Regions from separate parts of the Mus musculus genome. Here region 1 is linked to region 2. The links are chromatin contacts, found by POLR2A ChIA-PET in ENCODE. All regions are on one chromosome and are shown on one strand. Each heading gives the region's core, a stretch centred on a gene start or an enhancer-like site at or near the end of the contact. The rest is flanking DNA. Distances are from core to core; before and after follow the strand shown. Region 1 holds the start of 8430429K09Rik (RIKEN cDNA 8430429K09 gene). Region 2 holds the start of Patz1 (POZ (BTB) and AT hook containing zinc finger 1).

Region 1 (4,074 bases), core at 1,058-3,557, 160 kb after region 2:
GCAGGAACTTTTGGTTCAACCCCAACCTTTTGTTTTGTGGAGGAAGTGTCAGCAGAATTGGGTCATAATATGGAATCTTTGCTTCTCCAGACAACATAAGCATTCTTAAGTACTCTAATGGGAGATGGAAAAGTTATCTACTTAGTGTCTGGTAAAGTGCAAAATAAGGAAATCTAAAGTTAGATTACAAAGCTATAGGTATGCAAGTCAGGACCATAAAAGAATTGGTCATATGTGCTGGGCATCCAGAAAGCTAGCTTAAAAACTGCAGACACTCTCACACCTATACACACACTGCTAGACAAAGAATTAAAGTTCAGTTTATAAACCAGAGAGAAGACTGACCCAAACAACTGAATTGGCCTTCCATTCTGTAATCAGAGCCCACTGGCAAGCAAAGCCTTGGGCAAAACAAGCAATCCCAGCATTTGGGAGGCTAAGGCAGGGGGACCAGTTTGAAGTCACCCTGGGCTACATAATAATACTCTGGAAAAGGAAGAGAGGGATGGAGGCAGAGAGGAAGAGAGCAGAGATAGACAGAGAAAAAGACAGAGAGACACAGATAAGACAGACAGAGACTGACTTTCTAAATTGTTCTCAGCCTGAGCTGAATGTCAGAGTGAGACCCCGACTTAAAATAAATTTTAAAAACTTAAATGTAAAACAAAAATTACTAACTGACCAATGTATTAATTTTAGTTAATTAATTTTTATTTCCTGTTTATTAATACAACATATACTTTGGATAATTTTTATCAGATAATGGATCATTCCAAAAAGGATGATGAAAAGAAGGATGACAAATGTGACAACCAGTAAAAGATTACATAAGATCAAGTGTGCTGGCCTTATTGATAGGAGATATAAACTAGGGAGGAGAGTCCAGAAGGGAAGACAAAGAAATGTCACATTCTGTAGGCATAATGGTACTAAGTAACGAGTGATCCTGGCACTCTTTAAGACTGAAACAGCAGGATCCGGGTTCAAGGCCAACTACAAAAGGAGCTTGAGGACAGCCTGAGATCCCTGAGACCCTGTCTCAGACCACAAAAGAAGTATCACATACACTCTGAAGACAGAGTTATCAGTGGAGAGGTAAGAGTCACAATAAATACTAATACGAGCCTTTTAAATTGGAAAGGGCCGCCTCCTGTATACTTCCTTTCCCAAGGAGACAGTCAATCCCCATCAGTCGTCACCTCTGATAATTCTTCCGTTAAATTCTTAATAGTAAGTACACATGTGTCTTCCCCCTAGAACCTACCTATTAATCGTAGCTGTACCTCTTTCAGCTACAAAGATCAAGCAGGAGGCCTCTTTGCCATAACTCCCCCACCCAACCCCCACCCCCACCCCGCGCCAGCTTTTAAAGATAGTTAGTTATTCTCCTCCGGCGTTCTTTCCTAAGCTAGAAGTTTCATAGAATCGAGCCGGCTCCAGCTGCCTCGAATCGAGTACCGCATTCACAGCGGGACCGCACTTCGGATGAGCAGGCTTCAAACACGAGTAGGACTCCAGAGGAGAACGTTCAAAATAAGGTTTCCTAGGATCCAGACCCAGATTCGAAACAAGCTGTGGGAAAAGCCCAGGGCTGGAGAGCCGGCATCCCGGAGGGTTTCGGAGCAGGTGCTGTGGAGGCCCACGCTTTTGAGACAGCTGTGCCCGGTTGTACAGCTGTGGGAACTAGGTTCAGGGAGGTCAAAGACTTGGCCTCGAACGCACAGTGAGCTGCAGGCAGCGAACTCAAGTCCAGGTCTCCTACGCTTCACCCCAAATCTGTTCACCGCATTCCTCATCTTTCCACTCCACCAAATCGCCACCCACGAGAGAGGCGGTCCCGCCCCCGAGGCTACGGGAGTCAGGACGAGCCCCGTCTGGAAGGGGAGCTTGTGCGCACCCTTCTTTCCCTTTTCTGGGGCCTTAGTTTGCCCAATCTGTACCCACGGATGCCAGTCTGACCTTCCTTCTGGGACCTGGACAGAGCCAGACTGGATGACTCCTGGCCCTTGGCTTCAGATCCCTGAGCCTGGGAAGGGGGTCCCATGCCTCCCGGGCCCGCCGTCCCAGCTCGTCACCTACCTGCCGCCGCGGTAGAGCGAGCGCCAGCGACGCCAGCTGTCCGTTCCCCCGTCCCGGAGTAGCCGAGCCAGTCTTAGAGACGCGTCAGTCAGAAAGATTGAACCTCCGACCCCTCCTACCGGGAACTTGGTCACCTGACGCGGAGCCGCCTCTAGTAGAACAACTTCCGGTTCCAGCCGGAAAAGGCTGGTGTGCAGCGCTGCTCTCCGGCCCAGGCGCCCGGCTGGTAAGTTCCGCCCCGGGACAGGAAGGGGAGGGCGTCTGGTCTTTCCGTAGGGTTTCCTAGCGCTGGAAGAGGAGGGAAGGCAGCTCGGTGGATGGGCGAGCTCGCCTCGCCCGCGTGAAGACGTGGGAATAAATATGTGCGTACCCGCCAGCTAATCATAGCATTCATTCGGGTGATGGGTCAGAACTTCAATGTCGTTTTCGAAGCAGGCTTGGGATACATGGGACCGTGTCGCAAAAATAATGGGCGGATGAAAAAGCCAGTTCTAGAAATACCAGTTTGGAATGCCTTGTACAAGAAAGTAAGGTCAGTGGTTGTTCTGTTTTATAAAGAAGAAGAACAGGAGGAGGAGGCATGGGAAGTGGAGTAGGAAAGGGAGTAGAGAATGAGGAGAAGGGAGAGAGGCCGGCCAGGAACGCGTGAAGAGAGAGGGCGGAGGGGGAAGGGGGCAAAGAGTAAGGGAGAGGAGGGGGCGAACAGCCCCTTTTATAGTAAGCCGGGCATACCTCGCTGTTGCCAGGTAACTGTGGGGCGGAGCCTAGAAGGAATGCTAACAGTGGTGATGGATGAGAATGTGCAAAACGACCCAGGAGCTCTCTTGAAGACTCTACTAGCCAAATCTGTGAAATTTCAGTATCAAAATAATAAAGGTAATAAGAGTATAACTAATTGGAGCCCATGAGATGGTTCAGAGGTAAAGATGTTTGCTGCCAAGCCTGTCAACTCTAGTTCAGTCCCCAGAAACCCAGCGGTGGAAGGAAAGGAGTCTGGCAAGTTGTCATCAGACCTTCACATGTATACAGAGACACTTAATAAATACATGGTAATTTATTTTAAAACTAATTAGATGAACTTGTAACCAATGAGGGATTGTTTTTTTTTTACAGTAGCAAGTGCATTTATTATATTTAAAAATAACTAGAAAAATTGGTGTTTTAGCTTTCCATATATAAAAACATGTGAGTCCAGTGCAACAGTGCTCAGTGCAGGTGAGTGATTTTGCTGTGCAGCTCCTACAAAGCTGCATAGCTGTGCTGTTGCAGGGGTGGGGGGAGTGGGGGGTGGAGAGCCGGCACACCTCATTCTGTAGAACAAGAAGGGACTTCCGTCCTGCCTCGGACAAGCAGTAGCAGTAGCATTCCTGTGTGTAAGCTGAGGTAGGGCTGGCACACCGGCCTTGTATCCTGTACTGGATGGCTTTCAGCTTCTGCTTGCCAGTGTGAAAGCCCAAACGCCAGATGGCAGGTGAGCCTGCATCCTCTCCCCAGAGTCCTTGACCTTATCAATCTCTAGCTCCACCTGTGGGGGACCTGAGGGATCGGTCAGAATACTCCTCCTCCTTCTGTTCCTGGAAAAAGTAAGATTCTTTGGGGGGTTCTTAGTATCATTAATACAAGAATTTAGAAGAGACTCAAAGGAAGCTCAGGACAACTTTATTAGAGTTTGAAAAAAGCAATCAAGGCTAGTTGAAAACTCTAACAGCTGCCAGAAGATGGAGAAAAGGTCACACCTTTTAAACTAGGCATGGAATAAAATTAGACAACTTATCAAGAAATGGAAAAGGACAGGTGGTATTGGCGGTGCACACCTTTGATCCCAGCACTTGGGAGGCAGAGGCAGGCAGATCTTTGTGAGTTCCAGGACAGCCTGATCTTCAAAGCAAGTTCAGGACAGCCAGGGCTACACAGAGAAACCCAGCTCAAAAAAACAAAAACAAAAAACAGAGAGTAGGAGGAAGGGAGGGAGAGAGAGGGAGAGAAGAGAGGAAG
Region 2 (4,075 bases), core at 249-2,748:
TCTGGCTTGGGGAAGATCGAGGGGGCTTCTTGATCTCTGGATTCCCTAGTTTTCTTACAAAACTGCTGGGACATGCAGGGGTCGTTGATTTTGTCCATCGCCATCATACTGTCCCTTCTCTGAGCTGGCTTGTGACTTCACGCTCCCTGGGGCACAAAGCCCAAGTAGCTGTGGGTGGGGAAAACGACCTATCTCTAGTTATCCAGGCGTGCCGGGCATTTGCCTCGGTCAGTGTGAGGCAGGCAGAAGGTTCCGCCTGCGTCGGATCGGGATCCCGTCTCCTTCCTAGGGCAGCAGAGCGGGAGGTCTCAGCCGACTTCTAGGGATTTCGGCCATCAAAGGAGAACTAGGCAGGGTGCTGATGCCCGTCCGACCTGCGGGTGCGCAAGGTAGGCTGGGGGGCTCAGATCCACAGGCTCTGGCTGCCCATCCCGCACGCTCGCCTACACTCTGGGCGGGCAGCGGAGGGGCGGCTGTAGCTGGTTTGCTGGCTCGGCGCTCAGATCGTATTGGCCGGGGTCGGGGGGGGGGTGGTGGTGTGTGGGGGGTGGTTGAGGCTGCAGCCCCGGGCCCCGCGGGCGGGGTGGGGAGGCGGAGGATCAGGCTGCGCTAGCATTGGCGGAGCTGGGGAGTGGGGGCAGGAAGCGAGCGGAGCGGAGCTGCAGGGGGGGGGGTTGTATAAATAGGGAATGGGGGACGTGCATCCTCCGCTGGGTGAGGGGGGGGGGCGTTCGGCACAAAGAAAGTGGAAAGTTTGCAGCGCTAGGCGGCCCAAGCTAGGGAGCCGGATGCGCACGTGCTGAGTCGGGGCGACCGAGACCCCCCACGCCGAGCTCGCTGCTTTTTTTTCTTTCTGCAAGCTGGGGGGGGGGGTGTTGTTGGTATCGCCCCCTCCTTCTCCTCCCCCCAGGGGTGAAAGTGCAAGAGGAAGTGCAGCCGCTGCCATCTTTCCTCCGTTCCGAACGCACGGAGCCTGGGGCCGCAGCGCCGCCGCCACTCGTGCCTGGCTTGGGAAAGGGCCCACCCTGCTACTGCCACCCGCTCGCTTCGGCCGCCGCCTTCGCCGGGCTCCAAGACTCGGCCTACGCCACCGCCCCTGTGCGCGCGGACCGCCGCCTTCGCCTTCGCCTTTTGTTTCCTTTGCTCCGGCGCCCCCACCCCGGCTCGCGCTTTGCAGGGGACGCAGCGCGCGCCCCCAGTGGGCCCGGGAAAAGCCTCGGAGCGCGCGCTTGCGCTTGCGCGGCGGACCCCTCCTCCTCCCCGCGCGCGCGCGCGCGCCTTTTGGCCGCGCGCCGGCGCCGCCTGGCGGGCGGGAGGGGAGGTGGCAGCTGCGTTTGCAGGAGGGGCGCACCTCTTCGCTCGTTTACCCCTGGAAGGTAGACCTAGAGAGGGAGGCGGGCAGGCGGAGAGGGAGTGCTACGCGGGTCCGGCGGAGGTTAAGGGCGGCAATGTGGGGGGCAGTGCCCCGCTGGGTCTAGCCCTTTTTATTAGAGCAGGGGGCGTGTGCGCTGGGCGCACCTGAGAGTACTACCGAGCCCTGGGCCGCACGTGCGGGGAGTGTGAGTGGTCCGCTGCAAAAGGCGTCTCGCTGCCTAAGGGAAGGGACCAGGGACTGGCGGGTGCCCGGCCCGGCGAGTGGGGAAGGGGCAGCGACCATGGAGCGGGTCAACGACGCTTCTTGCGGTCCGTCGGGCTGCTACACCTACCAGGTGAGCAGACACAGTACGGAGATGCTGCACAACCTGAACCAACAACGCAAAAACGGCGGGCGCTTTTGCGACGTGCTCCTACGAGTAGGCGACGAGAGCTTCCCAGCGCACCGCGCCGTACTGGCTGCCTGCAGCGAGTACTTTGAGTCTGTGTTCAGCGCCCAGTTAGGCGACGGCGGAGCTGCAGATGGTGGTCCTGCTGATGTGGGAGGCGCGGCGGCGGCTCCAGGCGGCGGAGCTGGAGGCAGCCGCGAACTGGAGATGCACACCATCAGTTCCAAAGTGTTCGGAGACATCCTGGACTTCGCTTATACGTCCCGAATCGTTGTGCGCCTAGAGAGCTTCCCCGAGCTCATGACGGCCGCCAAGTTCCTGCTGATGAGGTCGGTCATCGAGATCTGCCAGGAAGTAATCAAACAGTCCAACGTGCAGATCCTCGTGCCCCCTGCCCGGGCTGATATCATGCTCTTTCGCCCACCTGGGACTTCTGACTTGGGCTTCCCTTTGGACATGACCAACGGGGCAGCCATGGCAGCCAACAGTAACGGTATTGCTGGCAGTATGCAGCCCGAGGAGGAGGCTGCCAGGGCCACAGGTGCTGCTATTGCGGGCCAAGCTTCTCTGCCTGTGTTACCCGGGGTGGACAGATTGCCCATGGTGGCTGGACCCCTATCCCCCCAACTACTGACTTCTCCGTTCCCTAATGTGGCATCCAGTGCACCTCCACTAACTAGCAAGCGAGGCCGGGGACGCCCCAGGAAGGCCAACCTGCTGGACTCCATGTTTGGGTCTCCAGGGGGCTTGAGGGAAGCAGGCATCCTTCCATGTGGCCTGTGCGGGAAGGTGTTCACTGACGCCAACCGGCTCCGGCAACATGAGGCCCAGCACGGCGTCACAAGCCTCCAGTTGGGCTATATCGATCTTCCTCCTCCAAGGCTGGGTGAGAATGGGTTACCCATCTCCGAGGACCCCGATGGCCCCAGAAAAAGGAGCCGGACCAGGAAGCAAGTGGCTTGTGAGATCTGTGGCAAGATCTTTCGTGACGTATACCATCTCAACCGGCATAAGCTTTCCCACTCGGGGGAGAAGCCGTACTCGTGCCCGGTGTGTGGTCTGCGGTTCAAGAGAAAAGACCGAATGTCGTACCATGTGAGGTCCCATGATGGGTCAGTGGGCAAACCGTACATCTGCCAGAGCTGTGGGAAAGGTTTCTCCAGGTGAGGATGGCACCCTCCCCCACTCCCTGCTGTGTATTATCTTAGTTCTGTCTCGAGACAGATCCTTCCCAGGATCTGGGGATGTGGATCTTGTGGGGGTAGAGGGTCACTGGACCTTAATAGAACATAACATGTTTAAATGTTTTAAGATCTCCAACTTTGATGGTGTGGCCAAGAGCTGCATCTATGCCTTCAGGCAAGTTCTCTGGCACCAGGGTGCTTACTAGCTTCACCCTCCCAGGGGCCTTGTAGGAAGGGGCCGGATTCCTTAGGCCAGAGCCATTGGGCCTCCCCATTCTTCTCCCCTGGTTCCCTTTGTGTTTCCGGCACCAGGCGTGGGGCCCCCTCTGGGGGCGGGAGGCTGGGCTCCTCCCTCGACTTTCCCCGCCTGAATGGCTTCGGAGGGAAGAACTGAACAAGTGTGTCTAGGACTCCTTACACTCCCGAGGCCTAGATCCTCCACCAGTTTGAACAGGCTGGCCTGCAGCAGTAGGTTCCAGCTTTGCCCCTCATGTGACCCTAGGTTTGAGAGACATAAAAGCCGGCTACGCAGGGCTGTTTTGCAGTAGTAATACTGGAATCTGATGCGCTCTGACGTGGTGGCTTCAGAATCCAGTGGACCCACAGGTCGTCTGTTTGTTCTCAGGACAGACCTTCTTTTCAACTTTCAGAGAGCCTTCTTGGGAACTGAAGACTTGCCTGGGAGCAGAGGGCTGGTTTTGTTTTTGTTTTTCTCCCAGTTTGAGAATATTGAATAAAAGGCTGATTTTAACTGAAATCCCAAGGATTTTCAGTATGTGTGAGAGCTTAGAGACAGAATTCCCCCAGAGAGGCCCCAAGTAGGAACCAGTCTTACCGGTCAGACAGCCCCTGCCCACCTGCTCTGGCGGGCATCTGGCTTGCCAGTCCAGCTGGGGACTTAAAGCTCCATCCCTGGCCTCTGGGGACTGAATTCCATCCGGGTGGCATTCATTGGCTGCTGTGGCCATTGGCTGCTGTGGCGGGAGAGGCTGGGGGGAGGGGAACGCAGTGCTTCTAAGGGGCTTTAGTCTGGACAATGAGTCCCACACCCACCCCTCCCTGAAAGGCTGGGCAAGGCATCCCCGTGTCATTCTAAAGCTGCTGCCTCAGGTCCTAGGAATCCTTGAA

The links. ChIA-PET counts read pairs that join two places held with the same protein, here RNA polymerase II (POLR2A).
Region 1: POLR2A ChIA-PET joins it to region 2 with 27 read pairs in embryonic stem cell. The contact joins the promoter of 8430429K09Rik here to the promoter of Patz1 in region 2. POLR2A ChIA-PET finds 5 or more read pairs at or near these places in 3 of 5 experiments (Patski and embryonic stem cell).

Annotation. Positions count from the first base shown.
Region 1 is chr11:3,450,130-3,454,203 of GRCm38, forward strand. 8430429K09Rik (RIKEN cDNA 8430429K09 gene) reads left to right here and starts at 2,308. Exons shown (of 4, transcript NR_028317.1): 1 at 2,308-2,611. Rnf185 (ring finger protein 185) reads right to left here and starts at 2,827. Exons shown (of 7, transcript NM_001290472.1): 1 at 2,080-2,827.
Region 2 is chr11:3,288,959-3,293,033 of GRCm38, forward strand. Patz1 (POZ (BTB) and AT hook containing zinc finger 1) reads left to right here and starts at 1,499. Exons shown (of 4, transcript NM_019574.3): 1 at 1,499-2,926. The coding sequence starts at 1,656.